2 separate regions of the Homo sapiens genome follow, and region 1 is linked to region 2. The links are chromatin loops, found by intact Hi-C in ENCODE. Cell type or tissue: gastrocnemius medialis. All regions are shown on one strand. Links, peaks and the distances in the headings refer to the core of each region. The heading gives the core; the rest is flanking DNA.

Region 1 (17,044 bases), core at 3,215-11,214, 74 kb after region 2:
TGGAAGAACAGTCTCTCCTGGGCTTAGATGCTATGGTCTTAATTCCTATGGTGCAATTTGTTGGCAAAATACTCCCTGCCTTTCCTGAGCACTTCTTTTAAGAGTCAGTTTGGAACTTCTCCCACCAGCACTCTTTGATCCTGGTCATTTTCTCAAGCTGAGATGCAAATATATTCTGTGTGTTTGAGGAACATCAAGGAGTTGAGCTTCAATGACTGGAGCAGACTAGGAGAGGGAGAGGAGGAGGCAGAAGATACAGATAAAGTTACATATGCAGATTCTTGATAAGGACTCTAGATTTATTCTCAGTGTTATAGAACATCATTACTTGACTCTAAGAGACCTGACTATTAAAAAGATTTGTACTGACTTATGACTTATAGAAAGAACCAGCATTTCTATAGACAGAAGATGGCTTAGGCCAGGGGTATGGCAGTGGACATGGTAAGAAGTGGTATGTTCTGGAAATATTTTGAAGTTGTAGTCTACAGGATTTCTTAGTGGGTTGGATGTGGGGTTTGAGGAAAAGAGAGTAGCCAAGGATGAGTCCAGGTTTTTTGGTTTCTATAGTTGCCATTGGAGGGAGTGGCCATTTACTTAGATGATAGACAGTGTGAAGAAGCATGTCTGATACATGAAGGGGATAGATATTGGGCAGTTGCTTTTTATGGGTTAACTTTGTGTTGACTATTAGACATCCATGTGAAGATCTGGTATAAAGAGAGTTCAAATCCCGTAAATGTATAGTCCCAAACATCACACAAACTGATTGTATGAGCCAGAGGCCAGATGGCAAGGCACCAGATTGAACTAAGTGGATTATGAGACATATAATATTTGAAGATAAAGACAAAGATCAATCAGGAATTACAAACACCCTCAGATGTTAGTTTTTCAATTTCAATTTGCTGCTGAATACATCAATATGTTACCAAGAATATGGGTGTGTGTGTTTGGTTAATTGTCTCAGCCTGAGTAAATGTACTTATTTAATATAGACAGCAAAAAGAACGGATATCCTTTAAGCTTTTCTCCAAAACAAACAGAAAATATCCAAACACGCATATAAATACAGTCAGCATGTAGCACGGCAACCTGATCAATGGCAGTGGGCCCTGGGGAGCTGTTTGCCCAAAATGGTCAAGCTGCTGGGATCCAAATTTTGGTTCTGATTCTAATAGTTCTATTAGCCTCTTTGTTGAATGGAAAACGTAGGCTGTTGAGATAATTTAAAGAAAGAATCCTCATAAAGCTCTTAGCACAGAGTCTAGGCACAGTATCAACCCAATAAACATTAGTTAGCTATTATTACTTACATTCACAGAGCATGGGATATAGACACACATACCCACGAAACACATAACTTAACACTCGTGCACTGATAAGCATATGAGCAGGCGAACACACACTAGTAAATCTATATATATAGTAATATGTACACAAATACACAGAAAATGCGTTACATTTTCTTATTCCCTCACTTCCTGTCTCACCTGCCTTTGTAATGATAACATTTCTTTTTAATGCTTTTCAAGAATGGAAAGATTTTTCTTGTAAGAGCTGGCTGTTACTACTGATGCCTGCCATGGCTCACAGTGGGATGAATGACAAATTCAGCAAATCACTTTCTCTAAAAATAGGCCACTCCAGATGATCTTTGGCTTAGATTCTCATTTCCATACACCTTTAAAAGAAAATAAAAACTCCATTCTTGTAGAGACCTACTGCTAACCTATTCCAAGCAATATGACTTGATGAACATGAACAAATCTCCTCTCAAGGTCTGCAAAATGCCCTAGCTTTCCCTCATCTGTTTATTGGATTTACATAAATAGAAATATAAGGCTGACGGATTTCTCTAGACACTGCCAGTAGAATGTTCATTCTGTTTGGCTTTATGGAGCCACTTACCTGAAATATATTACCTTGATAATTTAATGCATGACTTGCCTCCTCTATTTTTCCCCAAGATGCACGTGGATGGATGGAGTGGATACAAGATATCTTCAAGTCAGTGTCACTGTGCAGAATCATTTGTGTTGCTCTCAGCACTACAGGCCAACTAAACTTTTGATGGACATGATTCCTCAAGAGTTCATTTGGTTTTCTGGGTCAAGAACCACTCAGTTCACGTCATCCATAGGGCTGGGATGCATGGTTATGGCAAAAATAAAACAACAACGAAAACAAGCAAACCTCACTGAGAATGCATTTTTATATTGGGAATATCGACTGTTGACCCAATGCTAATGGAGCCTGAGCATGAATTCTATTTACCTCCTTACAACCTTGTTAAGCATAAATCAACAAAATTCTGATTTGGACTACTCTGCTCCACTGATTTGGATTGGAAAGGGGCATTCAATCAAGCTTTTAATATCAACTCATTAACAGCTTCTCTCAAGTCTGTCACTGGCACACTTACTCTGTGTTTTCAAACTGGATAATGCTAAATCTGGAAGACTATAGAAAATATGTCAAACCCACGTTTATATACTTCTAGATGCTGTTCAGGAAAATCAGGGGCAATTGATTTTGCAAATTTCATGTTTGTGACCTTGACTTCAATCCTTTACCAGAGGCAGCTTCTGTCTACTTTGTTGCTGGTGTTATCATTATCATCATCATCATTAATGTTTCCCACTATATTATGTGAAGTAAGGGTACCACAATATTTTGCATAATTTTGCTGTGCTCTGTGGAGGGTATCACAATTAAAAATTGATACACCATCCACCCAATCATTTAGGTGTTTACAACTGGAGGTATATGAAACCAAGTTTCAACCTGGTCTAAACAATATTGTTTGATACAACAAGAGGTCTTAATGCAGAGAGACTCTAGGGACAGTTAGTTCAGCAGCAGAATGACATCACTAAGGACTCAGGTTCTCTCCATTCTTTTACTTTGCCTTCCTCATTCCAGCCTTAAATCTGGCTTCTCTCATGGTCAAACAATGGCTGCCTGTTTGCAACTATTCAGAAGCAGAAGAATGATGGCATTTTCTCTTGTATGTGTTCTAATCAGTCTAGAAAACCTTTTCCAGGAGCCTCACCATTAGATTTCCTTCAGGTCTCATCGGCCAGAATTGTAACAACCATGATTGCTTAAACCAATCAGGATTTGCATCTTTGATGTTTGGACTGAGAATATGGTAATATGGAGTAGAGTGGATATCAGAGCAATACTAGCATTTTATTAGAAAGGAAAAAGAGGAATAAGTGGCTTTGGGGTAGGCAAACAATAGGGTCTCCTAAACATACAGAGACCCCTGGTGGAGAATGACAATAACTGGGCTAGTGGTAGGAGTAGGAGGAGATGAGCAGAAAGAAGGGTATAAGAAGAGGAGGAAGAAGACAACAAAGACTTAAGGGAGCAGGAGTACATAGTCCCCTCCCCTAAAGTGTGGGCAGGGCCTATGGAGAGGATGGGATAGTAACTCCCTTGATTAGCTTACATCGTATGGGAAAAGTGATGGGATAGTCACTGTGATGATTGCTACGTTGTTATTGTATACAAGAGTCCACCCTGGCTGACTGGAGTGAGACTATCCTGTTGTCCTTGAAGAAGTAAGCTTCTAGGTTGTGAGAGGAGGGGGGCCATGTGGCAAGGGCCTACAGTGGCCTCTAGTTACTGAGCACATTCCTGGACTGTGGTTAACATGAAAACTGGGACCTCAGACATACAGCTGCAAGGAAGTGAATTCTTCCAACAAGCAGTGAACTTGGAAGAGGACTCCAAGCCTCAGATGAGATTGAAATCCTGACACCTCAATTCCCACCTCATAAGATACTAAGGGAGAATCCAGCTAACCTATACCCAGACTTGTAACAAACAAAAACTGTGAGATAACAACTTTGTGTTGCTTTAAGCTGCTAAATTGGTGGTGTTTTTGTTATATGGCAATAGAAAATTAATACACCCACTTTGGACTGTTGGATGAATGAGAAATAAACTTCTTCTTTGTGCTAAACCACTGAACTTTGGAGGTTAATAGCGTCTAGTGTTACCTTAGCTAAATACAATGTCATTAACAAAGTGGCTCATATAAAAGCATTAAAAGCCCCATCAAATGTGCAGTGACTGGTGCCTCTGGAAATCTTGCTTTGGAGACAATCTTCTGGGGCTGGCCCAAAGCATGGCTCTACCTGCTAATGAAATGGAATTCTGAATGGCTATGACAAATTAGTCATCATCCTTAAATTTTGGCACTTCTCATTTATGGGATCTGGCTTCTACCAATTAATTAGGATCTGGGCCAGAAATATAAAGCATGATACCTCTGAGATCCACCAGGATTGTCTGTCATATTTACGCAGCAGGAAAGGCCTTGTGTTTCTGGCAGGTGCTAAAGGTTTATCTATTTTTTTTTGGTTTGTTTGTTTCTTGTTTTGTTTTGATAAGACAAGCACTACTAACATCTGGCCTACTCATAAAGGGAAGACGGACATAATTCAGCCTTTTTCAGCCTTAAAGTAAAACATAACTTTTTGAATAGACCTACTGGCTCCCACTTAAGTGAACATATAGTATGTGCCAGGTAATGTGCTATTAGTCTACATACGCTTTTCCATTTAATGTTTACTACAACCCTAGAAAGGAAGTAATAGGTCTCATTTTGTTGATGAGGAACGTGAATTTAGAGCGGTTAATCCATTTGCCCAAGATCATACCTTTTGAGTGGCAGAGCCAAGAATGAAACCCAAGTCCATGTGATTCATTCATCCATACATTAATTCATTGATTATTCCTCTAAAACTTAATTTCCAGGCAATAGTGAATATTGTGTAAGATAATAGAGCAGGAGTTGGTAAACTTTTTCTGTAAAGTGCTAGCCAGTAACTGTTTCAGGCTTTCAGGTCAACATAGTCTGTCACTACTACTCAACTCTGCATTATAATATGAAAATAACCATAAACAATGTGTGAATGAATGAACATGGCTGTGTTTCAATGAAAGTTTATTTACAAAACAGGCAGTGGGCTGGATTTCTCCTGCAGACTGTAGCTTGCTCAGCTCTGGTCTAGAGGGAAGACTGACACATTATAACACATGCTGGTAAGTGCAGAGAACGGTCACGCAGCGGGAGCTGTGGTGCACAGCCCAGATCACCAGCCTTATTCCCTTGCTGTTGAAGCATTGTTGGCTGCAGGTTCGCAGTGAATGGGGCAGCCTCAATCAAGACCATGTCCTTTCCTTGGAGGCACAGCTGGTAGATGTGAGAGTATAGGCCCCATGCTCTTTTGCCAATTTGGAACAACTCTGATGGACCACTCCAGCTTCAGAGCTCCTCATGCAATAGACCAAGGCCTTTGCTGTAACTGCACTGCAGTTTAACATCTCCCTTAGCCCATTCTCACTTTCCCTGGTGTCTTCCAGGGCCTGTTCCCAAAAGTGCCTCTCAGAAACTACCTGCATGTGATTCTCCATCTCAGAGTCTGTGCAGCGAAGCAGACCTAAGCAGGCCATTTAACCCAGGCTGCTGGGTGGGGAGGGGGCTGAGGGTTGAAGAGAAAGGTTTCCTGATCAAAGTTGTGTCTTAAAGCACTACTGGGACCATGCTAATAGAGGGGGCAAGAAGTAGGGGAAATACGAAACAGTCTTCTGGTCAGAAGGAAGAGATCTGCTAGTTGTTGTGGCTCATGCGTATAATCCCAGAACTTTGGGAGGCTGAGGCATGAGAATTGCTTGAATCCAGGAGTTCAAGACCATCCTGGGCAACAAAGTGAGACCCCATCTCTACAAAATAAAAACTAAAAAGCAGTCGGGCATGGTGGCATGCGCCTGTAGTCCCAGCTACTTGGGAGGCTGAAGCAGTAATTGCTTGAGCCCAGGCATTTGGAGGCTGCAGTGCGCTATAATCATGTTACTGCACTCCAACCTGGATGACAGAGCAAAACTCTTGTCTCTAAAAGAAGAAAGAAGAGATCTGGTTAGAAGGGCAAAGAAATGGAAGCAAGAAACACATGATGGATTCAGTAGTTCACAGTTGCTGAACTGTCATGTGTGGCTGGGGATTTAGCTATATCATATATGGAGCTGACGGGGAGGCAAGGGTTAGATCATGCAGGGTCTTTAAATAGCGATCAGTTGTGTATCTGGGGATGGAGTAACTGCCAAGCGACAGCCCTAGATGATGAAGGAGATCCTTCTCCACCTTCCTACCATAAAATTGGAGGTACAGTGCTGGGAGAAGCTTTCACTGGGGAGGGCTGCAGGAAGCTGTGTGTCTTCGGGAACTCCTGGCCTCAGTGACTCATCAGACAGAGAAGCTGTGAACACCCTCATAATACAAGGGAGCATGATTATCACAGCTCAAGGTTTCAGAGCACATGGTGGAGGGTTGGAACACTTGGGGAGTGTGGCACAGTAAGTCAGGGGTAGCAAGCTCAGGTAGGAATGGAGATAAAGCTGAAGAGAGAATTGGTGGCTGAGGGGTTTGCATTCGGGTTTAAGCATGGGTGGCCCCAAGGTGAGGCCAGCAGCTTGGTGCAAGCCTCCTTCTTCATTGAGGGCGACCCTGCTGGCACAGGGATCTCCTGAAGCTCAACTACAACCTGAAAACACTGTCCTTTCCTATTTCATAGTTTTAAAGTAAACAAGAATCGTATGATATTTTAAATTTTTCAGATAATATATTAGGATGGCACAAAAGTAATGTGGTTTTGCCATTTAAAGTGATGACAAAAACTACAATTACTTTTGCACCAACCTAATAGATGCATTTATAATAAAGAATATATAATAGCTGTATATTATATAATTTATAATATCATCAATCTTTGTATTCTATACACAAACAATTGGTAACAGTTTGGTGCGTATAATTCCAGAAACATTTCTGTGAACTTACTAACATATATTTACTTTTATTTAAAAACATCTATCATCTATTTACCAATTTTTATATATTTTTTACATGAATGTGTACACATGTTGTTTTGTGACTTTCTTTGTTCATGTCAGATTATAGGCATATTCATAACAAATTTTAATAATATTTTTCCATGCTGTGGGATATAGTATATTGTACTTAATCATTATAATTATGATACTGATAGAAATTTGAGGCCTTACTAATTTTTGCTGTTATAAATACTGCTGCATGAACATTATCATACATATGAGTATTTATATACATGAGCATAATATGATGTAAACTAAGATTTGTGGGTGCTATTATCAGCTGGTAATTGTGCTAAGTGCTTTGCATGTATTATCTCATTTAATTCTCACAATTACCCTTTGAAATAGGTTTCATTATGATCCCAATACTACACGGGAAGAGAATGTGCCTTAGAAAGTTTAAGTAATCTGCCATTAATTTCCTCAGAAGAATGGTAGACTGAATTTGTCAATTTGCATTTTAAAAAAGACTTGTTGGTATATGATTGGAATCAACTTGAGCTTACATATTTATTTAGGGTGATTGACATCTTTACAATATTGAGTCTTCTCATCTAAATGTCATGTTTTTCCATTTGTTTAGATCTCCTTATTTGTTTTTCCATAATGCTTGCATGTTTTTTCACATAGGACCTACATATTTCTTGTTAGAGATATTCATAGGTGTGTCATAGGTATTGTTGGTGTAAAGGAATTTAATGGAATTTGTGTTTTGTATTTTGAGCTTGTAGCATACAGAGTTGTGTTACAAGATAAAATATAAAATACCTTTCAAGTCAGAGTCACTGTGCAAAATTGCTTTGTTAGTGCTTTATCCAGGATTTAATTTCTATCTATGCTCTTTTGGGAGACATGTTGATGACTTGTTTTTTTCAGAGTCATTCAAATGACTCAGTATTGGATTCCAGATTCCAGAATGAATAGACTTTCTGCTCAGAATCTGAAACCATGGCACCCTTGACTTTTACTCTCAGTTTGATGCCCCTCTGAGTTTCATCATGATAAGGTCACCTGTTTCTTAATTTCTGGAAATATTAAGGATTTTATCTATTTTTGTAGTTTATAAATGTCACATGATTTTACTAATTGTGTATGCAGAATTCTTTCCATTTTATTTTTCATTTTTTCACATATCATTTTTACATTTTTTGCTTTTACTGTGTGGCACTTCTATTTTACTTTCATTGCTCATTCCTTATTGAGTCCTTTCAATTTGAACATATAACTTTTTTTCTACTGAATTTTTAAAATTTTTTTCTATTAAAAAATTTTCCACTAAAATGGAGGTGAAGAGATAATTAAAAATAAAAATAGAAGAAAATTGAGAATTAAAAAAAAACAAACTGTTTTTTTCCCAGTGGAGATGACTGACTGGTTGACCTGTGTCAACTTTCAATATTTCAAGACCTTTCTTTTATTAATTATCTGTCGTTTGTTCTATGTATTGGGAGATTTTCCAACTTTATCTTTCATTTATCTGATTCAGTCTTCAGAATTGTTCATTCTATTTTTCAGGCCTTGCATTGATTGTTTTTAAATTACTTATTGTAACTGACAAAAAAATTAGACAGAAATCTGATTTTTCCAAAAAATTCATTCCTAGGCATTGATTGTACCTTTTTAAAAGAAATAAAAAACAGTTCCTTTGAAATGGTCACAATACTTCTTGAATCTCTCTGAAGATATCAATTAGAAAGTTTTCAAGGCTAGCCATAATCCTTGTGTTACGTCTTATTTCTCTGGGTTAGCTGTTTGGTTTGTGCACAGTGGTCCTTTTGGTTTATGCTTTAGTTGTCTGTTCATATTTAAGGGTGAATAACTAGCTTGATCATATGGGTAGCTAGAATGAGTTTCCTCTGCAGATAAGACTCTGAGTAGATAATTCCCCTGAATCCATCTGAGGTGGGAAGACGGACAGGCCAACTTTGCTTTAGGATACGTGGGTGGGATCAAGCAGGCAGGATGGAGACTCCCACAAATGCCAATGTATGGAGGCTTTTACTCTGGAATTTGAATGTTTTCATTTATACTCCTTCTTATTATTCCTGTATAGAGCTGCCTTCTGTTTATTATTATTATTTTCTTGCAGTTTACAACTTTTGAAGTCTAGAATTATCTTGGACTCTGTTCCCTTGCCTAGCCCTTAAATCCATTTTGGGTGACTTCCTAGGCTAATGTTAGATGTTGTTTAGACAGAAATCTTGAGCCTTTAGCATTGAGCAAGTTAACTAAGTGCTGTAAGCTTCTAGCTCTGCATCTGTAGAGTGGGCACAAAACCAAGGCTTCTTTGAGAGGGTTGTTGTGATGATTAAACAGAATAATGCATACAAGATCGTATGTAGTAACTGTCCAGCACATGCTCACCTTCCTTCTTCCTCACCGCCCTCTTTCTCCCCATCTTCTTCCTCGCTCTTCCCTTCCCTTTTCCCTTCCTTCCTTCTTCTTCCCCTCCATGTCTTGTTTCTACTTTTATTATTATCATTATACCAGGATTTGGACCATTTTCTAATTATCTTATTCATTACATTATTCACTCTTTCTTTGGCTTTGTAGGGAATAGAAGTTAAAAACATATGTAAGAGCTTTTCCTACAAGCCAATACTGCTTCAGGAATATGAATGTGGAAAAGTTTAAAACAAAAACAAACAAACAAACAAACAGGGACTTAGAGTCAGAAATGAATCTCAGTGTAGACATATCAGGCATGTGACCATGGGCAAGCGGCTTTACTTTTCTCAGCCTCCACCTCTATAGTTTTGTCATCTGTGAAATGAGACTAAATAAAATGATGTACCTAAATCACCTTGCACAGCAAGTCCAAGTGAAATGTCCATCCCCTTTCCCCTTCCCTTTCTCTTGTTCTGCCAAACTGTGCCATGATGATCATGCTGCAGACCTGCTTCGTGGATGAGATCTGTGTGTGGGTACATGGGGCCCAGCACTTAGATGGACCCCAAGTTTGGTTTAGTGCTTTTTGCTATTGCTGTCTTGAATTTCTTCAAAATGTTTGAGCAAGGAGCTCCGATTTCCCTTTGCACTGGGCCCCGCAAATTATATATCTGGCTCTGCCTTCTGTGATTCAATTCATTAAACAATTCATATTTCTGTCTTGCTAGTAGACAGGGAGGAAGCAGGTTCCCAGGTGCCCAAGGACAGCAGCTGGGGAATCCTGTCTATGGCTGCAGCTCTTCCAGTGTGATTTCTACCCAAGTTCCTAAAGCAGCCAGTGCGGGCTTCCTTGGGTTCCCTGCAGCATTTCTAACTATAGTTCCAATTTGACACACTGGTTATTTTCTATCGAGGTCCTTAAGGTAGCTTTCTGCAAGGTTTTGGAAATAAAGCAACTCATTGCCTTTTTGTTAATGACTTTTAAAAGAATGAGCATTTTACTGAGCATAAGAAACCCTCTAAGAATATACTGGAAAAGGCAGGCTCATGCTGTGGATGAACAAGAGTGTGTCCTTCAATGTGAAATCCCTGCCAAGGAAATGCATAGCTGGGAGGTTCCCTTTGCCTCTTTCATGACCTGGCTGACCATCTGTTCCTTTATTTCCAGAAGGAATGGAGACTCTTTTCCACAAAAAGTGACTCCAAAATGTAAACATAGGTACATTTTTAGAGGCTTGACTCCTGAGTAGTTTCAAAATAAACACAAAACATTATAGGGAGGTTTCAGTGAGCTAATCTCAGCCATATGAAGCCGACATCCTTTGCCTTCTTTAACCAAGTCCACAGCTGGGGAAGAAGGGATGGTGTATGAAAGGTTGGACTAACCCATTATGGTCCTGGCACTTTCCTCCTTGCTACATGAATTAATTCTGGCCATCCATGGAGTGACAGAGGCTATAATCGGAGCCCTTTCATATGAAGGGAATATCTACAGACAAGCCTGGGTCAAGAGAACACTTGCACGTAATTATGGTCAAAGCAATAAACAAATAGGATGGATATCACAGGCACTCAGAGTAGGTATTTACTTCTATGGCAGTGGTGCTCAAAGTCTGGTCTCTGTATTACTAGCACGAGCATCAGCAGAAACTTGTCAGAACTGCAAAATCTCAGCTCTCTCCCAGTACCTACCAGATCAGAAACTCTGGGGATGAAGTCCAATAATCTGTGTTTCAATTGGCCCTCTAGGTGATTCTGATGCACTTCAGTTTGCAGCCAACTGCTCTATAACATTCTTGAAGGTCATTATAGAATGTCCCAACCCAGCGTATAGGTCTAAATATTCTGTCTTGTGGATTTTGCTTGTAGTATGTGTGTGTTATTGCGAGAATAATTCAAGCTCTGTGAGCCTCAGTTCCCTCAACCCTAAAATCATGGGGTTATCTGTGATGATTTCAAATGTTCCTTTACATTATATTTTCAGTGAAATGAGATTCAGAATGCTCCATTAAGGCTCTCGAATAGTTATATAACACGTGGACAAATGACCATTTGACAGTAGCTGAGCAGCAAGTGCTGTGTGTCTATTTATATATTTCTATCTCTGTATCTATCCATTTATCTCTCTATTATCTATCTGAATCTGAAACATAGTAGCCCAGGTTTGGGAGTCAGGTGACCTGAATTTGACAACGAACTACTTATCCTGTGTGAAACTGAGAAACTCGCAGGGGATGAGACATTGAAAGCAAAGTGTTTAGTGCTGGGTCTTGAGCAGGAAAGCTTCCACAGGTCACTCACTATTACTTTACTGCTTGTACCTCTTTCGACCGGGGCATCAACCCACCCCCTTTTAAGTACTTTAATCCTTTCTTTCCATTTATTAATTTCCTTCAGTGTTTTCCAAAGCACTTGCACATGAGTGCCTCCATTTTGCCTGGGGCTGCCTAAGTCGTAGAATTAGCAGTGGCTGGTCAAAGCTGGCTTAACCTTGAGGCACAATCCAGGTTGACTCCAGATCTGGGCTTTGATTTATCTATGACTTCAGTGTCAGTTGGGAGACCATTTTAAAAAACTGAATGTATATGAGTCAATTTAATTGAAATTTTTCCAAGATTCTCGAGTAAGTTACCCTAGAGCCATGGTTTTTTAATAAATTGAGTTATTTTAGATTGAAGGATGGCCATATGAGGGGACAAGATCACTAAGGCTGTCTTAGGAGAGCAGGGCAGCTGGGCCACCTGTCCTCCATCACTCAGCACTTTAAATTGGCCAAATGAAATCTTGCCAAGTGCTATCCCTCCCCTCCAAATGGTGTTTTCTGAGAGGAAACACCCTCCCTGAAAATCTATAGTTCACACTTTCTGCTATGTTACTCAGTGTCGTGCTAGGGGTAACCACCCAGTTCCTAGGGCCAAAAGCCCTTATAGACTTATGTCAGGTGTCTATCAACCCATTGTCAAATGCAGCACTCTTCTTTTGAAGCAAAAATTGTAATAAAATTCCGAATATTGGAGCATGGAAAAGGGAAACGACTGCTCTGGCTAAAGAGGCACAGACAGGAACCCACTGTAGAGGGTGCTGTGGGTGCCCAATCCAGACCCTCCCTGTTGGGGCCCTTGCCCTGTCTCCCAGTGGCTTTGGCAGGCAGATCTCTCTTCCTTTAGAGAATCACCCTCAACTAATGGGAACTGTCCCCTTTGGGAGATTGTACTCCCCTCCCTCTTCCATTTCTAGAGCCAAAGACTAGCTGACACAAAGTTAAAAAAAAAGTCCTGCCATATTTCCTTAAGGGAGGGGCAACTCTGGTGCACTCTGTACCCCATGTGGGTCAGGCCAAGGTAAGACTTCACGTGAGACCACATTCTTGTTCAGCCCTCTCTCCTGCTGTATCCTACCTAGGGTTTTCTCCTGACAGCACACCTTCCATGAATTATATGCTTCTGAACCTCAGGCTCTGCTTTTTAGAGACCTCAACTAGAGGTGAGGAATAAGGGATGATAGAAAATCTGAACTCAATACCTTCCACAGCAACAGCAACCTGTATGTCAGAAGGAGGCTCCTTCAAGTCAGATGATATGATCTGATGGGTGACTGTTTTCTTCCCTCCCTCCCTTCCTTCTCTCTTTTCTTTCTTTCTCTCTTTCTTTCTTTCTTTCTTTTCTTTCTTTCTTTCTTTCCTTCCTTCCTTCCTTTCTTTCTCTTTCTTTCTTTCTTTCTCTCTCTTTTTCTCTTCCTTCCCTCCTTCCTTTCTTCCTTCCTTCCTTCCTTCCTTCCTTCCTTCCTTCCTTCCCTCTCTCTTTCTCTTTACCTCTCTTTCTTTCTTTCTCTCTCTTTCTTTTTCTCTTCCTTCCCTCCTTCCTTTCTTCCTTCCCTCCTTCCTTCCTTCCTTCCTTCCTTCCTTCCTTCCTTCCTTCCTTCCTTCCTTCCTTCCTTCCCTCTCTCTTTCTCTTTACCTCTCTTTCTTTCTTTCTCTCTTTCTTTTCTTTCTTTCTTTCTTTCTTTCTTTCTTTCTTTCTTTCTTTCTTTCTTGCTTTCTTTCTTTCTTTCTTTCTTTTTTAACATACCTTCATAGATGGCAGTAAAATAGTCTTACTACAAAGCTCATAAACTGGCAGGTAACATTTTAGTCTGACCATCAGGGGATGAGGTCAAATTGCTGCTCTCTTCATGAGCTTCCTTCTGTTTCACAGCTGCTGCCCAGAGTCTGGGAACCAGATGCACGGGCTCAGAGAGCTAGATTCAGGCTCTTCATTTAGCTGTCCAACCAGGCTATGGACAAACTTACCAGTGAAGGTCCAATTGAGAGCCAGGAAAGATCCTGCCATGGAGCTAGATGGCTTGGCATTTTGCTCTTGGCTCCTCAGACACAAGTTTTAAATATCTCCCATCATCAACACTATAATGTATTACAAATTGAGCTTAGGTTTTTTTTTTTTTGCTGCCTGCTGCATGCAAAAGTCATCCTATCGGCAATCTATGAAATAAACTTTGCCAAAATAATCCTAACCACAAGAACGAACAAAGAAATAACATATGAAACAACTTATATTGCTTTTTCAGACAAGCTCATAAAATCCTTGAAATTCTAAGAGCACTTGGGTGATCCAAAGTGGATTGAAGTTATTCCTCCTGGAAGGAAGATTTTTCACAATGATTAAATATCTGCACAATTTGGAGGCTTCAGTAGTCTGAGTGGTGGTCTGACATGAGGCCTCTTGATTTTACATCATGTTCTTTCTTGTATTCATGGGAAGAAGCATAAACTGTATGCTTTATTTTTGTAAACTGGATTTTTCTTCTTTTGCTATTTTTTTGGTCTCATGCAACATATTCATGACACATTTATTTTGATCATTTTCACTTACAGTATATATAACTGAATAGAAGAGATAGTGCCCAATATGGCAGCTTAAAAAGATCCACTCAGATATTTACAATAATGAAATCTTATATTTGAGAATTTATTTCTTCAATGTTAATTAGAAGGTCAGATCCATCGAAAATAATGACCAGTAAACTGATCAACACATTAAGCAACCAGCAAAAATGTATTAATTAAATAAGTCAGTACCAGCAACTTTAGCTTAATTGATTTGTCTTCTAAACAAGAGTTAAGAAATTTCAAATCTATCAGGAACTCAGTATCTGACAAAAAGACTTATAGGAAACATAACCAAGAATCAGAAAATATAAACAAAAAGTCTGAACTACCAGATTAATCACTAAATAAAAAACAAAAACAAAACACAAAACACTAAAAGACAAAACCGTGTTTACTTTTCTGATAGTCCATTAGGCTCAGTGTCCATTTTGTTTTGAGGAACAAAAAACTCCAACTAGTTTGGTGATTTATTTTCCACTACAAACGCAAATTAGCAGAAGCAAATTAGAAGCCTTAGAGTAGACTAGAGAGAGGGATAGACTCTGTGTGGGAGGAGATAGTAAAATGTAAGAATCAGACACAAGAACTAGGAGAGAACAGCAGTATAGAGTCATTAGTGCGAGGAAAAAACTACCCTACATATAATAAGTTCAATAACTGGCATTCAGAAGAGTGATTCTGAGTAACTAGGAGAAGGAAATTATAAAAACGATAAAATTGCTTTGAAATTTACAAAGCATTTGCAACGCTGTTATTATATGGGAATGAAATTACATTTGGTATATTCTGCTTTTAAAAGCAGGGAAATGTAAGCCAGAAAGATTTACAAGCAAAATTATCAACAGGAAAAATGCTTGGAACATTTTCTTGCCCCCCATTATTAGTATGGCTTGATTCTCCCGGATGACTCCTTTCCTGAGCATTCCAATGAAGCATCCCTGTACTTCTGTGAGATGGAAAGCACTAATTTCCCCTAAAATATGGAACTCTGGAAAAAAGTAGTGACTAACTTTGTATAGTAGTAATAATGTGTTATCAGAAAATTATCCCTAGCATTTTTCAACCATAAATCTGATGTAAAAGATTTATTGCATTTGTATCCTGTGATTTTTATTATTTTTTATAATATTATTTTTCCAAGAAACTTCATCTCAAATTTTTTAATGAAACTAGTAGAAAAATATTGTTCAATAAACAGAGATCCAATTTATAATTAATTTTTCATATGTATATCTAAGTCATGTATACTCTGCCTGATAAAACTTTGGTTCAATATCTGCTAAAACAAAATATAAAAAAAGAAATCAATATGAAAATCTCTAAGCTTGTTGAATTCCAGGGTGGGGCTCCCATTGTGTTTTTAGAATAAGATTAACTGGAGGAGGAGGAAATAAATTTCTATGATGAAAACTATGACCAGAGAGTTTTCTCTATCGCAGAGGTAAATATTATGTACCAGAAAGACTCTAGGACTGAAGTAAATTATTCTAATCCAATGTCTTTCTACTTGACTCTCACCTTTGTTTTTTTTTTTTAAACTTTGTGGAGAGATGCTTATAGAAGCCAAAAATCAATGTGTTTTCTTGTTGGATGATTCTGGCCCTTGCTGCTATCTTCTTGCTACATGAGGAGATTTAAATGTAGATTACTGGGACTGACAGTCAGTCCCTATGACTGAAGGTTGACTGATAACCTACATGGACCAAGCAACATAGAAGAGAAGAGCTTCCATAAGCAGTGAGACTAACACTTTTAATTCTTGATGACTTTGTTTGTACCTCATTCCATCCTGCTTCTTATCTTCTAACTGCTAACATTAGCCCCTTTTGCTCTGTTGGTTCTCACCCCACCATTGGAATTTTCCTTGTCTCCTCATTTCTGGCTCGGATCTTAGAATCTCTATTCATGTATTCTGGTCATTCACTCTGACCAAGTAGTCTCTAGCCAGATAAGGGACCTCCTGATCCCAACTTCCACCTCTTGTGCAGGCTCTGTGAAGATGGCTCCCTGAGGAGGAAACAGACACTTCTACTTGTCATCGAAATTCCTCTCATGTCTGCTCTTTTCTCTTTCTTCTCATTTGCTCTCTGTCATCTTTTAAAGACTGGACTACTCACCTCCCTGGCTTTAGGTGCTCCCCATGCCAATCCATCTTTCACTTCACTATTACAACCTTAGTGACTTCTCTTATCCTCACCTTTCAAATCTAAATCCCTGTGCCCAGTTTCCAAGACCTTCATCTGACCTCTTCAACTTTCTTGTCTGTTTCTTCCCAGTATGCAATTTCAGTCAAGTCAGTTACATTGTTTCTATCTTTGCAAAGTTATCCATAAGATTAAGTTCACATCCAATCTTTTTGAAGGTTACTGTGACTGCTACCAACTTACATTTGCACAGGGCTTCTTGGATCATAAAATATTTTGATATATATATATATATATCTATATATCTTTTGATTCTCCTATTAACCTTTTAAAAGTCATTCCTGAGTTATCTCTCTCCCTCACACCTCACAGTATACATTCATAGGAACTCTTGTTGATTTTATTTCTAAAATATAATGCAAATATATTCCTTTTTTTTTTTTGACAGAATTTTACTCTGTTGCCCATGCCGGAGTGTAGTGGCATGCAACCTCCGCCTCCCAGGTTCAAGCGATTCTCCTGCCTCAGCCTCCTGAGTAGCTGGGACTACAGGTGTGCACCACCGCACCCGGCTAATTTTTGTATTTTTAGTAGATACAGAGTTTTGCCATGTTGGCCAGGCTGGTCCCTAACTCCTGACTTCAGGTGATCCACATGCCTCAGCCTCCCAAAGTGCTGGGATTACAGGTGTGAGCCACTGTGCCGGGCCTATATCACTTCT
Region 2 (17,044 bases), core at 5,930-13,929:
CAGTAACAATTTCCATTCATTGAGTGTCAATTATGTCAGGCCCTGTGCTAAACACTTTATGTATATTATTGTTACCCAACCTAAGCAGCCTTTATTTACATATAAATCCTACCCATGTATGCTTTGTATATTTTCATCACATTTAGCACCATTTTTATCCTTCTTTCAGTAAAAGAATTAGCATTATCTTGTGGATGCCAAATAACAATGATCTCCTCCCTAAGGAGGTCATCAGGTATCTTAAAATGACACACATTATCCCCTCACTGCTTTGAGGCAATGTCTACCGAAGTGAAACATTTTTCATCTTTACTATGAAATGCTTCAGTACTCATATGACACAGTCATTATAATATCCTTAACACGTGTATGTTACGTTCTCAATCTTAATAAAATGGGATAAGACATATAAAAGTGTATTTTTTTAAAAATGGTAAACAATGCCACCATTGTCAAATTTCTTCGCTATTGGTTTGGTCTTCAGAAATAAGTTGTGAATTCTAAGGGTAAAAGCTATGACTTCCTCTTCTTTTGTGTCCCCTACAGTGCTAGTAAACTGTAGGCCCTTCATTCATGTCTGCTAACTGAGTAGAAGAAAGAACTATCTGATGTCAATTTTATGTACAGTAAGGAAAAAGAGTAAAAATTATTTTTAGTTCTTTCCTCTTAGAAATCAGTGGATGCATGAAGAACAGGGCTTTCAGTGAGTTTAAAGATGGCTTTGAGGATAGCCACATGGCATCAGGCAGAGGACCTATAATCCTACCTACTTGCCTACCCGACCTATTCACCTACCTACAATCTTGTGGCTTAAACTGCACCCAATAGAGGACCTATAAACCCACCTACTTGCCTACCCGACCTACATTCCTATTCACCTACCTACAATCTTGTGGCTTAACCTGCACCCAATGAGGAAGCTGCTTCAACTCAGTCTCTGAGAACCCCTCCCAGGCATGTGCCCTGCCCCTCTTCCCACAATCCACCTAGTCACTTGATGTTGAGAGGACTCAGTGGGGCAGACCATTTGAAGGCTCATCTGTGTCTTGCCTAGAAGCTTCCAGTCCAGCAGGGGCTGCAACAATGGAAATGGAAACTAGGAGCTGGCTATCCTAAGTGGCCATGTGAACTGGAAGGTCCTTGCCTCTTTGCTGGAGGAATGGTGGCTTTCAGCATGGGCTGCAGAGTTGTATGGCATCTTGGAGCATTTATAGAAATTCTGATTGAAACAACCAGAGACAAGATGATGATAACAGGTCACAGAGATGCATGGAACACTCAGTTTAAGTCAGATAGAACTTAGGAGAGGTGCTTGGAAGAGTGAGTGTCCCACAGAGTCACAGTTCAAGTAACTTTGAGAGTGCAGTTTTTGTGTGCAATCAAGAGGTGTGCCCTCTCTTAGAGAGAAAAGACAAAAGATGTGAGAAATAGCTGTGTCTTTGAACTGGAATGTAGCTAAACGGAAAACTGGAAATAGCCAGGATTTCCAAGTTCCTGACCATTGTTTGAGCCAAACATTTCTGTATGTTGACTCATATGTTATCTAATGTTGGTGGGAGGGTAAAGGAGAGGGGGTCCATGGGAAGGGTCAAGGAGCATGAGGCCAAGGGGATGGTCTTTGGACAGGAAAGTAAAATAATCCCTTGGTGTTGACAACAGGAAGTTAATCCTTAGTGGCTCAAAGCACTTTGGGTTTCTCTTTGGCAGGTGCCTGACTCCCTGCAGACCTGCCCTCATGAGGCAGTCAGGTGGAATACCCCATACTGCAGTGCCTGAGGCCCGCTCTGCCCAAGACCACCACAGACAAACCGAGGAAGGAAGAGGATAATTACAGAGGTTCTGTGAGGTGAGTCAGAGCCACTGCCGGAGCTGCCCTTCTTTGTCCTCTGGGCCAGGGAGGTGCCGAAGCGGAGGGTCTCGTAGACAGGGTCCACCTTATTGCCACAGGCTGCAACAGAAGAGAAAGTTCATCTGAGGAAGCTCATCTGAGAGGACCCAGCCAACTGCCTACCACATCTCCTGGGTGAACAGCGCCTGAGAAGCAGGCTCTGTGCAGAGGAACTTAGCCTCTGGGTAGACAGGGCTTTCATGGCCAAGTGTTCCTCACAGATGCACCCCCACCCAGCATGCTCCCATTTGCAGGTCCTGCCATGTACCAGCTAGTACTCTGCTCCCGAATTCTTCCTGATTGAATTTCCTCTTTCGTTATTCCTCTCTGATTTCCAGGTTCTTGCAGGGATCAGCTTTATCTCCTCTACTGGGAGGCTGTGCTCACCAAGGTACAAAGACTTGAGACACAAAGTTTGCAGTAGGAGGCAACTGTTTTAGAAATAACTTGTCACTACTGGGCTTCATTAATTTCTAATTAAAAGCTTTCTAACTTATAAATTTCTAGTTTAAAACTTGCCCCCCCTAAAAAAAGCAAAAATAGATGTCGAGATTTTCAGAGAGAGAAAAAAAATAATAGAAGTAAACTGAAAGATATTGTTAGAGAAGAATCCAAGCCAAAGCTATCAATAAATAGAGGGCATCTTTTGATCTGCATTAGAGAATAATATATTCACTGAGCTCCTACTAAGCATGGGTGAATAACCTATATTTATTTTTTATAGCAATTATGAAAAGCAGCAATTGCTGTTCTCATTTTGTGGGGGTTGACAGGTCAAGTAACTTGTTCAAAGACACACAGTTGTCAATAGGGAGCTGGGCTTAGAGCCTGGTCTGGGGGAAGCCATTCTCCGTGTTCTTTCCACTCCACCATGCTGCTGATGGTGGAATTACTAATCAGTAGCCTTTGGGATTTAGGTGTTTTCTGAGCTTCATCAGGGAGAGGATGAAAATTCCTGGAGAATTTGGTCCACTTTATGTTTCCCTTCCAGCAAAACACACAGTCATACCCCAAATAGCCACCAAACAAACACACAGAGATACCCCACGGGTTTTGCAGCCATGGGAGGACAGTAGCCATTAATGTTAACTTTGCTGCTTCAAACTCAACTCAACCCATCAATGTCCCAACTCACCAATGGGCATAACTTCTTTAATGCAGCCAAACTGTTCATGAATGAGCAAGGGGGAGCTGTAGTAACGCCGAAACCCCTTTGGCTGGAGAGAGAATGAGGAAGGCAAGGGGTTAATGTCACTGGAGATGGAGAAAACCATACAAGAGCTCCCTAAATAAAACCAATTGGTTTCTCCAGGAGCACCCTCCTGTCTCCCATTAACATGCCGACTTATCCTATAATTCCACAATTTAATCCCAGCAGGGACACAGAGGCAGGGAGGAATAGTGGCAACTAGCAAGTTACACTCTATCCAGAAAACAAGGTCCTGGCCCTGGCCTCCCCAGTCGTGTCTGTCCTCCTCCTGCAGTGCACTGCAGCCTCCTTTGCATCCCAGATCCTCATTGCCTCCTGGATTACAAGTGGACTGCCACATATTATTTCACCACAGTTTGTTATTGTGGTTTGTTAAAATAATATAAATAAAAGGCCTGGGCATGGGTAAGTGGACCTCAGAGGGAGGCCTAAAAGCTCCTGTATATCTGAAGAGCTTTAGCCAGAATCATTTGCTCTGTAATCTGGATTCTATTCTCTGTTTTTCTGACCTCTCCTTCATGGTCTGTCTTGGCTTATGGGAATCACCACTGGAGAAGGAGAAGGGGAAGCAGGGGAGGCAGAGGTTTGAGAAAAGAGACATTGCAAATCAGAGTAAATAGATAAACTAAGAACCTGGACTTGACTGTACTCCATTACTGGATGGGAACTTGGTGGCCCAGTCCCTTCTAGAATTCCAGAATCCTGTCTAATGTTCCTGGAAAGTGGTGTCCCTTGTCGTTACACTGTCAGTGATGGGAGGGGGTGAAGGAGCATTCACTAACCCTGGAAGCAAGACATTATCTTTTATTGTTAAGACTTAGTATCCACTGATCTTAGGTCTTTCCCCAGGAGCCTCAAAGGACAATGGAGTTACTCTTCTAAATTTTAGGTCTAAAATTGTTGAAGACAGCTGTTGATGTCCTGTCTAATTATTCTCTAGGGTAGACATTCTTCGTCCTTTCTACAATTCTTTGGCCATCCTAGTTTCAAACACCCTCAAATGCGCTCTGGATTGCTTTTTGAAAAAAAATTTTTGAGACAGGTTCTCACTGTCACCCAAGCTAGAGTACAGTTGCGCAATAATGGCTTACTGAAACCTCTGCCTTCTGGGCTCAAGCGATCCTCTAATCTCAGCCTCCTGAGTAGCTGGAACTACAGGCACACACCACCACACTCAGCTAATTTTTAAATTTTTGTAGAGACAGGGTCATGCCATGTTGCCCAGGCTGGTCTCGAACTCCTGGGCTTAAGGGATCAACCCACCTTGGTGTCCAAAGTGTTGGGATTATAGGCGTGAGCCATTGTGCCTGGCTTGAATTGCCTCTTAATCAATATGTGGCACCAGGACTGAAGCCCATCCTCCTGAGATGGTATGATCAGCCATCTCAAGGGCCATTCAATCTCCCTTGGTTTGGGAGATTCTGTTAAAGTGGTGCAGATATTTATTACTCTCTCCTCTTTTGTGGGGGCTTAGCTCTTGTCCTCTCTTGCTACCCACTGAGCTGACCACCAAGGAAGCACTAGAGTGACCAACCATTAGTTTGCCTGGGACTTAGGGGGTTCCTGAGATGCATGACTTTCACTTTTAAAACCTGAACAGACCCAGGATGTGGGACTTTCAGTATTAAAACTGAGAAAGTGCCAACCTGGGAGAAGTTGGTCACTCTGTTAATGACCCTGACTCCCTTTCAAGGTGGGGCATTGTTGATTGGGTTGACAAAGCCCTTGTCCTTGTTTTCTGATTACGCCAATTAGGAAGCCAAGCTGGCAGCCAGTTCTGGGGTGCTTTGCTCAGGGTTTCAGGGAAGGATTTTGGAGGGGGTGATCTCACTGCAGCAGGCAAGTGCCCTAGCAGAGAGGTGTGGGCCTCACTCCTGGCACAAGCCCTTACCAGCTTGCCCATGCACCGCTGGGGTGCCAGGCCATCTGTGCACTTGTGGTGGATGCTCATCTTACAGGCTTTGCAGCGCAGTCCATGCTTAGCATTTGTTCCTGTCAGGTACATGGCAAACTTTGGTTAGGATACAACCTGCCATTTCCTGCTGATTAGTCTAAAATCACAGAAAATGAGGTTCCCCAGGTAATTCTTTCCTACAACTTTTTCATGAAGCTTTCAAAATAGAAAAAAAATATATATGGTAGATTCTTTTGCTTTCTCCTGCATTTTCTACCTAAGGTATACACTCTGGTTTATCTCCATCTTTCCTATTCACTACTCCAGGAACTCTAAGCCTCCTCCATGCCCTTTGTTCTCTCAATTCAAGCTAGTGAATTCCATTTTCTTTGCTTTTCATGTAGGTTACTCAATTCTACTTTTCTGTGTCTTACTGAGTAGTGCAAGTCCCGAAATTTGATGTATTTTCTTCTGTATTTCTATCACAGGAACTGAGCCGTTGGATAAATTCTCAGGAAAATGACTGATTAAGGGGGAAGGGCAGGTCTGTGTGAGAGTGGGGCTGACAGTCTTCTAAAGAAGGGGAGAGAGGACTCAATCAGATGCCAACCCCAGCCTGGGGAAAGAGGAAGAAGATGCGAATGATAATGAAATTGTGGCTGCGGTGAGTCACTTAGCTTCTTGGGACAGGGTGCTATCATGGAGTGAGAAGAAAGAAGGCTGAGAAGAAAAGGCAGAGAGCCATCCTGGTATCTTCATGCACAAAGGCCCAAGGCAGGAGCACTGGAGAGGAACTGGGAGGCCTAATAAGAGGGCAGGGTGTGGGGGCTTCAGGAAGATGGCAGGTGCTGCACACCGGTGTTCATTATTTCAGAAAGTGGCTGGATAAAGCTTAAGACGGATGTTAAAATGGGTGTGTTCTGCCTTCATCTAGTCACAGACAAGAGAATGCCATCTGCTCTGATATCCCAAAGTAAGATGGTAGGTTCCCAGGCAAGTCTCAAAAAGGTGCCAAAATGTATTTTTGCCACTCTTAGATGACCAAGCATCTCATGTATTAGAAAAGAGGAAGAAAGGTGAGGTAGTGGAGAGAGTATTTCTTTGCAGAGTTGTTGAGGCACTATCAGTCTTATCCCTCCTCCTTTACCATGATGAGAAGGATGGGGTGTGCTCTGTTGTCTCCTCAGTCCTGAGAGGGTTTCAAGGAGACTATTTTAACAGCTTGACCTATGTGAGTCTGTGGGACATATGGCTGTGGCCATACCCATTCTTGGAAAAAACTAAAAATAAGAGACGTGGGTGGCCAGGGGTCCTGTCAGCCTACTGAGGAGACAGCTGTGTGAACAAGGCCTGCACTCCAAAAGATTGTTAGGAAAAGGGTTGGTGAGTCCAACAAGTATGTGATTCTCATGGATCAGATATGGATTATGTAGAATGCTATGCAAGATGACAACCTGGAGAGACAACAGGATTTCAACAAAGTAAGTCTCTTTAGAGGGGAGATACAGGAATGAATATGTCCAGGTAGTATGAGACATGAAGTCAAGATACCCCACTGTACAGCACAGCCATCCACAGACCCAAAGTGAGGATGTCCCAAGATTACAAAATCCACCCTCTTCTCTACAATTGCTTCACCATCTAGCCAGTCTCACTGCTTCATCTCTTTTTGTCCTCCTCCAACTCAATGTGTGTGCAGTGGTGGGGTAATGTTTTAAAAATGTAATCAAATCATCTCTATTTCTTGCTTAAACATCTTTCAGCAGGTTCTCTCTGCCTTTCTGATGTATTATAAGGTGCTCATCATACTGGCGAGGCTCTGCAGGCTTTGGGAGCCCACCTTTAACTTAATCTCAGGCCAATCCCTCCATGCTTTAGCCATGTGGTCTTCTTATAGTTCCTTGAATACTCGAGCTCTTTAATTCCTCAGCTCTCTACACATGCTGCTTCATATGCTTGGAATGCTGTTTCCATCACTCTTCAGTTGGCTAGCAACCCCTCAGTCTGTGGATCTCTTGGCATTTCAATGAAGCTTTCTTGAAAACATTTCCCACCCCTGTCTAAATTATCCTTTTCCTCTTACTTTTTCTCCCAACACTCTGTGGTTATCTTTCACATCATTTATCACAATTATTATTTATTTGAAAGTTTGTTTTAGTCTGCCTTTCCCTCTGGACCATGAACTCAATGAGGCTAAGGACTGTGTCTGTTAATTTGCCTCGATATTCCCAGCTCTTGAGCATGATGCCTGATGAAAACATTTTTCATGGTCACTCATGAACTGAAGCAGTGGTGGCTGGTTTGAGATAATTCGTGGAAGTTGATTAATCAACGATGCATAAATAGTATTCAAGAGCTGAAAGGGGGAACTTGAAGATCTATTTGTATTATTTCATTTCAAAGATGAGATACCTAAGGGTCCAAGTGGTAGAAGATTTGCCCCAGGTTGGAGAAGGTCCTGCCTAGTTTCACTCTTTCATTGCTTGTCCTAAATATTTCCTCCTTTTATTTGGGTTGTTTAACCTACATGAAGATGACGTTGGGGCTAACTGGATGATAAAATAAGGGGGGGTAAGAACCTGGCATGCAACCTGGAAAAGCAACAGGCAAACCTCTGAATGAGAAAAGAGTTTAAAACCCTTCAGGAGGTATGTTACCTGAAAACTTTCTTCAGGATGGCATCATTTAACATGATGTGTGTCTGCTGTCATAATCACTTCACAGAAAGTTGAAGTGACACATAAACACACTATAAATTATTGGGCATGTATGCTTGTTTATAAATACTCATTGAAAAGTCCCTTTTCCTTTTTGAGAATAACTACTTAGCTGAAAGACTGCTATGTTTTTAAAAGACTGGACTTTGAAAGCAATTACTTACTTTTCGTTTTCAAATTAGAGAATGCTATTTGTGCTCTATGTGGGAATTTAAGTAAAAGCTTCAAAGAGGAAGTTATTTCATTGTGTGCTGGACTCTGAAATAGCATCATTATATGTTAAAATATATATATTTTATTCAGACCCAAACACCATGATTTCAGTTTCCTTGTCTGTTCTTATACATGTAGTACACTGTTTGTATGAACCAGACTACCAGCAATTATTTGGTTTCTGATGTTTCAATGTCCACTCTGGAATAACAAGAATGATTGAAGAGGAAAGCTTGTGTTCTGCAGCTCAGAGAATAGTTCAAAGGAATAATTCACATCACAGCAGTGGCATTAGTTTATTGTAGCAAGATATGGAGAAGCCATGGTCTGACTTGTTTTATCACTAGTGATCCCCATCACAAAGTCATTGCTGCAAGTGACCCTTATGCCTGAGTAGAGTAGGAAAAAACATAGTTTTAAATTTGAATCTGTCTCAGTCTGGCTCTTTAAATTTAAGAAAACTACTAGTATTTCTGGAACCTCAGCTAAATCATTAAATGGGACTAGTACTACCTACTCTCAGAGTTGCTAATAGAATAGTATGATAATTTATGCAAAAGGATTGCATGGGTTTAAATACCTGGAAACAAAGATGCCACTGAACTTTGGGTAAACAATGGTGGACTGTTCATATAAATTTCCCACTTAGTCCTACCAACACCCTACTAAAATTACAGTCCAGGAATTTAAAAACAAAGCATATACTCTGAAGAACAAAGTTATTGGGAGAAATAGCAAGAGTAGATGAGAGTTTAACATATATTTGGAAGATAAAAGGCAAGTGGAGATACGGTAAGCAACTTAATAGATGATAGGAAGATTGAATTTCTCAGTAGCAACTTGGAAACTAGAAGAAGATGAAATTTCAGAAGCTGTTAAAATTTTCTGAGAAAAAAAAAGATTTGCAACCCAGAATTTTATACCCAGCCAAATTATTAACATGTATGAAGGTAGAATAAAGATATTTTCCAATCTTGAGGGGTTCAGAATATTTACTTTACACATACGTTTTCTTAGGAAATTTCTAGAGAATATGACTCAGAAAAATGAGAGACTAAATCAAGACAGAGGAAAATATCAGATCCAGTACATAACAGAAGAACTGACAACTGACACTGAGGAAAGGTAAGCGGTATCCCACTATGATAACTCTGTAGTACCTGTACACTGGAGCGTCAAAAGAAGTAAGGCAGCAGACTTGGAAAAAAATAGCACTTAAAAGTTTATTGATAGCCAGACACAGTGGTTCATGTGTATAATCCCAGGACTTTGGGAGGCCAAGATGGGTGGAGGCCAGGAGTTTGAGGCCAGGAGTTAGAGACCAGTCTGGGCAACATGGTGAAACTCCATCTCTACTACAAATTCAAAAACTAGCCGGGTGCGGTGGTTCATGCCTGTAATCCCAGCACTTTGGGAAGCTGAGGTGGGCAGATCACTTGAGGTCAGGAGTTTGAAACCAGCCTGGCCAAAAAACCCATCTCTACTAAATATTCAAAAATTAGCCGGGCATCGTTACGTGTGCCTGTAGTCCCAGTTACTCGGGAGACTGAGGCATGAGAATCACTTGAACCCAGGAGACAGAGGCTGCAGTGAGCTGAGATTGTGCCACTGCACTCCTGCCTCAGTGACGGAGTGAGATTCCGTCTCAATAAAATAAGTAAATAAATAAATAAAAGTTTATTGATACCTTTGAGTATATGATATGTCATTTGACAAATCTGTGAAGGCATATGAAAAAAATAATTATAGATACATGAAATGTTTAGGAAGTAAAAAAGGCAATTTTTAATTTGAGGAAAAATAAAATATGTTTAAGATTGTAAGAAATGTACAATACTTGAATCAGAAGTTAACAATAGTCACAATAGGGCATAAATTGGCCATGTATCACAAAATTGTGATAAAACTCTTGGGAAGATGGAAGTAAGGGAGCAAAGATTGTGATATGACTCTTTGTGGAAGGTGACAACAAGGAAGAAAGAAACAAAGGGTGTTGCTGGAGATGTGAGAGCTCAACCCTCATCTTCTGTAGCAGGAGGCCAACAAAATCAATAAACAGCAGCAGAAGCACAGCATTTAGGAATGCTGAAATAAATGACAGAAGAAGCAATGAAAGAGGACAAAAGTGGTTGCCTTTCAGACGCGAATCTGGGACGAGACAGTTTCTGTTGTAGAACTTTCAGTACTATCTGCCTTTAAACTATTCTCATGAACTACTGTCACAAAAAGCAGATTAAAAAATGAAGTCTCTGGAAACAGGGTCAAGTCATCCCTTGGAATGATGTGGCTCTTTGGATACGGAGATGTTGCGAAAACATGGGGCTAGCTCATCACATAAGTCATCAGTTCTTCCCGGGGCATTTGAAGTTCTGGGCTAAATTAAAACAGTTTTATGAGTTACAGCTGAAAATTATTAAAAATTTTAGTCACGATGTTCAAATAGAGTTTGGAATGGATCAATGTAATCCAATACAACACTGATTAGGAGGTAGGCAGTGGGCTCTTTTATGAGCGTGGTATCATTTACCACTATGCTTAAGCAAGCTGTCCACAGAGAGCCAAATATTGGAGCACAAAGACATCTGTACATAAATGTTGGAAGAAAATATTGAAAAGCTTTTCTCAGTGCTGGTGGCTGAACCTACTACACTAAATAGCATGCATCAACTTTTTTTTTTTAAAAAATGAAATTAATTACATATATCTGTAAAATAATTGGCTGGACTCATTTTGATAAGATTTTGCCATTGAAGCATTGCTTAATCCTCAATCCAATTTCATAAATGTCAGAGTTAAAGATAAAACAGGATAAAATGGTGATTTACTATTGAGATTACTTAACTACAAAAATAATTTGGAGAATGAGTAAACATAAACTTGTATAAGAAAAGAAATGTAATCAGTACAGTACTTAGATCAACAATGAACAACAGTTAAAATTCTTGTTAATAATTAGTCTGCTTCCAGATTACACAAGTATAAAATTAGTCCTATAATTTATTTGATGAAATTAGTATAAATTAGAGAAAAAAGACTCTTTACTATGATTTAAGAAAAAATTTTTTAAAAATCTGTAACTACATATATAGAAATGTCCATAAATATTACTTAGATTATATAAAGTATCTATAAGTGATTCTAAGGTAAATACAGGCAAGATAGTCCAAAGAATTTCTAGGCCTCTGCTTTTCCAGGTTTAGCTATTGGACTCCTCTCAACGTCCACCAGTACAGGGGCATGGCTCGGAGAGGAGGCTGTGAGGGATGCCTGCATCAAAAGTTGTGCAGAGCCCAGAGAAGGTCAAATGATCATGTCACAGAAGGGTCTTAAAGCTGGAGAGAGGAGAGCAAAAGCAATGGATAATTTTCAGTGCCAAGGCAGACAAGAGGAATTTAAGGGCTAAGGATGATGCAAACAGTAATAATGATGACAGAGTCAGTACTTTTAAACTAAAGGCTATAACAAAACTGGTGCTAGACAATAAAAACAGGCCTAATAATGCAGTTAGCTCTATTCATCAGCGGTTTGTCCTTGAATATACACTAACACAAGGAAGAAACAGAATCACATGGAGATCACTGAAGCAGGTCTCCACCATGCAACCCCTCCCTACTTTCCTTGCTTCATTTTCAACATGAAACCTTGGGTTCCTCCTTTGCTTTATCAGATCATTTATGGTTTCTGGTAAGGGTGGCTGGGTCACGCCTCTTGAGGGCGGCTCATGCTGCCTTCCCTGCCTTTCTTGTTTGACTGGTAAACAGTCTTACTTTCTATGAACCACCTCTAAGTACTTTCCAAAGCCTCCTGCACACACACCCTCCTTCCCTCCACAGGGAACCCACCACTCTTCTCTGTCCCCTCATCGTTCTCAGAGCACCTATTACAACAGGACATCTCCTCTTCTATTATGTGGGACTTGACATGAAATGGTGGTTTCTTTACCTCTGGGTCCCTGTGGTCAGTGAAGTGCTTGGTACAAAGTACATCACTGTCCATCAGGAAAGATTAGCCTACCCAGGCCTGGGCAGGACAAATGTCCAGGCCAAGAGAATACTGGGGCTTCGCCCCTTTAATTCTATGGAAAGACATGGACTTCTTTACGTGGCCCCTGACTCCTGGAGGCCTGCATGACCACCAGGTTCAAGTCTGCCTACAGGTCTTTATGTATGGGCTTCCAGCTGGCTAGCCTTGCTTTTTATTCCAATGTTCTAATGTGACTGCATCTAGAACTCTCCAACCTCCCAGGTACCCTGAAGTGCAGGCCAGATACTGTTCCATCAGACTCCTGCCTGACCTAGGATGCTGGCTGAAAGCTGATTCTGGGAGCCACTCTCTCTGTCTCTGCTACTGGCTCTTCATATCCTCCTACTCTCCTCAAAGTAGATGTTGAAATCTATCTGGACAAGAACTAAGTTAGCTGTGCCTCTTGACCTTTATAATTTTGCTTGTGGACTTCTCTCCCTATTAATAGCTTGTGTTGGCCTCTGCCTCCTCCTTATAGAATGAGTTTTCACCATGCCTCCCCGGGTGACCCACGACAGCCTCTGTGAATGCTTAGTTATCCTGACAGATGCTTCAGATTTCTGTTACTGCTTTTACCTCACATATATAACCCAGAAATGCCTGCCATCATATACCTAAACACATGTAATAATAGGAGTGTGGAAGCATAACAATTTAGCCATAGTTTCATGTAGTGATTCAATGCAAAGGCAACTGACTAAACACATAAATAATGGCCTGAATGATCACATGTTTGGAATATTGAGTTCCACAATCAAAGGAATGCATAAATTATACATCCTTAGTGCCATTATTGAAATCTGTGGCTTCAAAATCTAAGAAATCACGATGATTTGAAGAAGTCAATGCTCCATAGTAGAATTAAAAAAAAAAATAACATGATGTATTTTCATTACTTTCACATGCTACTTCTCTTTGATGTGAAGTAATGATGTGGAGACAATTTCTAAGATTCTGAAATCACACAAAGCTAGCTAAACCAAATGAAGCCACTGAGCATGATTTTTCCCCTTCTCATATAGACAAAGGGTAATTTGAAAGAAAAAAAATGAATTGAGGAAAAAATCAAACTAAGTTTGAAAGAGTTTGTCAGTGGATATACAAACACACATGCGTGCGCGCGCGCACACACACACACACGAGAAAAGCCATTGTATGAGAAGTCAGAAACTTGAATTTTCATCCTGATTCTACTTTTTTACTTCTGTATTCTTACATTTGAATAGGAAGGAAAAAAGGTAGGAAGGGATTAAAAATGATTGAACTCTTATGCACCATTAGGCAATTTCCTGGATGCTTCCTCGCTTTATTAATAAAAGAACATTACCTTTTATAGTTAAAATATTATTATAACAGGGAAGTAGGGATAATAGATAACTTCATTGGAAAGAATGAATAAATGTTGAGTTGGGATGGGTATATAATTCACTGGCTGTGGAGCTCATATTGAAACTTTTCTCTCCTCTTATGATCTCAGCAGTCTGTGTGGCATTTCCATTGCTTTATTTTTATAGGTTGTGTATGAAGGCCCAACAATATGCAGCTAGTGAGGACAGGAACAGGACTAGGGTCTGGGTCTACACAACTCTGAAGCCCAGCTCACTTCCCTTCTCCTCATTGCCTCTGCCAGCCATCTGCACGCTGAGAGATCTCTACTCTGTTCTGGTCTAGATTTCTTCCACTGAAAGTGAAAGGGCATCTGTGGGTCTCTCAACACTGTCTATGATAAAGATAAAATTAAAATATGTATATGTAACCATGGTCAATGAGGATGAAGTTGAGAGAGAAGTAGCAAGAGTTTGCAGGTGCCAAAAGTTTACCTTAGAAGATTCTGGGGCTGCAACTATCCTGGCCCAATACCCTCTTTGGAAGGGACATTTGTCTCTTTGGAAGAGAAATGTGATTCTCATCACATTTGTGATGGGTTACATATGGGGTCTCATAGTTGACAAATGTGAACAGGAATTTTCAGGGTGGCCAGCTGCTGTAGGGATGTGGGTACCCATAATAGATTCCTATAAGGTTCTACAGCCCACTATATATACTACAGCCCAGTATAGGCCTTTGAAAATATGTAGCATGCACACGCTATTGCTAAGCCCTCCAAGCTGGTGATTACATACACTATCACTAACATATTAGAAGTTAAAGGTGCAGATGCAGTAGCCAATGTAAGTGTATGCTGCTCTTTCTAGTTTTGTCACACACCTACCTATTCAGGGGCTTATTTTTGTTTTTTAAAATGATATTGATGAAAGTCCTTATTTAATAAAAACAATGTTCTCGGCTTTGTTGATTCTTTTAAAAGCTTCGAAGAGTGAAGCCAGGGTGACGAAGTTCAAATGTAGGAATACAGAAGTAAAAAAAGTAGGATAACAGTTTTACCAATTTTTAAAACCTCTATGTATAAATTATATTATATTTGGGTGTTCATATGTGAATATGTATGTGTATGTACATACATATATAGTTTATAAAGACACCATGGCGGAGTGGTAAAAGTCATGCTTAAGGCATCAACAAACTTAGGTAATAGTATTCAGCTCTGAGACTTTGAACCAGGCACTTGATCTCTGAGCCTCAGTCTGTGCATCTGAGAAAGGCTGTCATGAGCACAAAATGGGAAAATGAAGGGGCCGTCTCTTTGGAAAACATACATCTCCATGCAAAAGTAAGTGGTGTGATGGCTAGAGGGTGTATCATCTGCAATTCCCCATAGTGATTTTCCTGAGGTCATGATTTCCAGATTCTTTAGGCTGAACTGCACATAGCTAACTCAGGTATGTCACCTGTGATCAGGCATGACCTCAGATAAAGCACAGGCTATATGGTTTGCCTGTGCCCCCACCCAAATCTCAACTTGAATTGTATCTCCCAGAATTCCCATGTGTTGTGGGAAGGACCCAGGGGGAGGTAATTGAATCATGCAGCCGGTCTTTCCTGTGCTATTCTTGTGATAGTGAATAAGTCTCATGAGATCTGATGGGTTTATCAGGGGTTTCTGCTTTGGCTTCCTCCTCATTTTCTCTTGTTGCTGCCATGTAAGAAGTGCCTTTTGCCTCCCGCCATGATTCTGAGGCTTCTCCAGCCATGTGGAACTATAAGTCCAATTAAATCTCTTTTTGTTTCCAGTTTCAGGTATGTCTTTATCAGCAGCATGAAAACAGACTAATACAGTAAATTGGTACCAGTAGAGTGGGGCATTGCTGAAAAGATACCTGAAAATGTGGGAGTGACTTTGGAACTGCATAATAGGCAGAGGCTGGAACAGTTTGGAGGGCTCAGAAGAAGACAAGAAAAGGTGGGAAAGTTTGGAACTTCCTAAAGACTTGTTGAATGGCTTTGCCCAAAATGCTGATAGCGATATGGATAATAAGATCCAGGCTGAGGTGGTCTCAGGTGGAGATGAGGAACTTGTTGGGAACTGGAGCAAAGGTGACTTTTGTTATGTTTTAGCAAAGAGACTGGGTGGCATTTTGCCCCTGCCCTAGAGATCTGTGGAACTTTGAGCTTGAGAAAGATGATTTAGGGTATCTGGTGGAAGAAGTTTCTAAGCAGCAAAGCATTCAAGAGGTGACTTGGGTGCTGTTAAAAGCATTCAGTTTTAAAAGGGAAACAGCATCAAAGTTCAGAAAATGTGCAGCCGCACTATGCTATAGAAAAGAAAAACCCATTTTCTGGGGAGAAATTCAAGCTGGCTGTTGAAATTTGCTTAAGTAGCAAGGATCCCAGTGTTAATTCCCAAGACCATGGGGAAAATGTCTCCAGGGCATATCAGAGGTCTTCATGGCAGCCCCTCCCATCACAGGCCTGGAGGCACAGGAAGAAGAAGTGGTTTCGTGGGCCGGGCCCAGGGCCCCCACGCTAGGGACTTGGTGCCCTGTGTCCCAGTCACTCCAGCCATGGCTGAAAGGGGCCAATGTAGAGCTTGGGCTGTGGTTTCAGAGGGTGGAAGCCCCAAGCCGTGGCAGCTTCTATGTGGTGTTGAGCCTGTGGGTGCACAGAAGTCAAGAACTGAGGTTTGGGAACCTCCGCCTAGATTTCAGAAGATGTAGGGAAACGCCTGGATGTGCAGGCAAAAGTTTGCTGCAGGGGCGGGGCCCTTATGGAGAACCTCAGCCAGGGCAATGCAGAAGGGAAATGTGGGGTGGGAGACCCCACACAGAGTCCCACACAGAGTCCCTACTGGGGCACTGCCTAGTGGAGCTGTGAGAAGAGGGCCACCATCCTCAAGACTCCAGAATGGTAGATCCACTGACAGCTTGCACCGTGTGCCTGGAAAAGTAGCAGACACTGAATGCCAGCCTATGAAAGCAGCTGGGAGGGAGGGTGTACTCTGCATACCCACAGGGGCAGAGCTGCCCAAGACCATGGGAACCCACCTCTTGCATCAGCATGGCCTGGATATGAGACTTGGAGTCAAAGGAGATCATTTTGGAGCTTTAAAATTTGACAGCCCCACTGAATTTTGGACTTGCATGGGCCCTTAACTCCTTTGTTTTGGCCAATTTCTCCCATCTGGAACAGCTATATTTACCTAACACCTGTACCCCCATTATAGGAAGTAACTAGCTCCCTTTTGATTTTACAGGCTCATAGGCGGAAGGGACTTGCCTTGTCTCAGATGAGACTTTGAACTGTGGACTTTTGGGTTAATGCTGAAATGAGTGAAGACTTTGGGGGACTGTTGGGAAAGCATGATTGGTTTTGAAATGTGAGGACATGAGATTTGGAAGGGGTTAGGGGTGGAATGATATGGTTTGGCTGTGCTCACATCCAAATCTCAACTTGAATTGTATCTCCCAGAATTCCCATGTGTTGTGGGAGGGACCAAGTGGGAGGTAATTGAAACATGGGGGCTGGTCTTTCTCTTGCTATTCTTGTGATAGTGAATAAGTCTCACGAGAACTGATAGGTTTATCAGGGGTTTCTGCTTTTTCTTCCTCCTCATTCTCTCTTGCTGCTGCCATGTAAGAAGTGCCTTTTGCCTCCTGCCATGATTCTGAGGCTTCCCCAGCCATGTGGAACTGTAAGTCCAATTAAACCTCTTTTTCTTCCCAGTTTCGGGTATGTCTTTATCAGCATCATGAAAATGGACT

What was found. A loop is a pair of places that touch in the nucleus more often than their neighbours do. Peaks named below come from ENCODE experiments on the same cell type or tissue, not always from the same donor. Only the 100,000 strongest peaks of a DNase experiment are listed, where the experiment ranks them.
Region 1: it touches region 2 in a loop (2.2-fold over the local background); 1 of 110 quality-filtered maps calls a loop at or near these places.

The regions. Positions count from the first base shown.
Region 1 is chr3:36,394,603-36,411,646 of GRCh38, reverse strand. All of the region lies in intron 1 of STAC (SH3 and cysteine rich domain), which reads right to left. The region is part of intron 2 of LOC124906227 (a long non-coding RNA gene); the gene reads left to right. Among named protein-coding and RNA genes, the nearest start is that of STAC, 23 kb to the right of the region's middle. RefSeq lists an enhancer at 12,628-13,128. In gastrocnemius medialis, for the core only: no CTCF peak of the experiment used is centred there; no DNase peak of the experiment used is centred there.
Region 2 is chr3:36,471,038-36,488,081 of GRCh38, reverse strand. It overlaps STAC (SH3 and cysteine rich domain), which reads right to left. Exons shown (of 11, transcript NM_003149.3): 3 at 4,990-5,090; 4 at 3,024-3,105; 5 at 1,833-1,948. Among named protein-coding and RNA genes, the nearest start is that of STAC, 99 kb to the right of the region's middle. In gastrocnemius medialis, for the core only: no CTCF peak of the experiment used is centred there; a DNase peak (open chromatin) is centred at 10,221.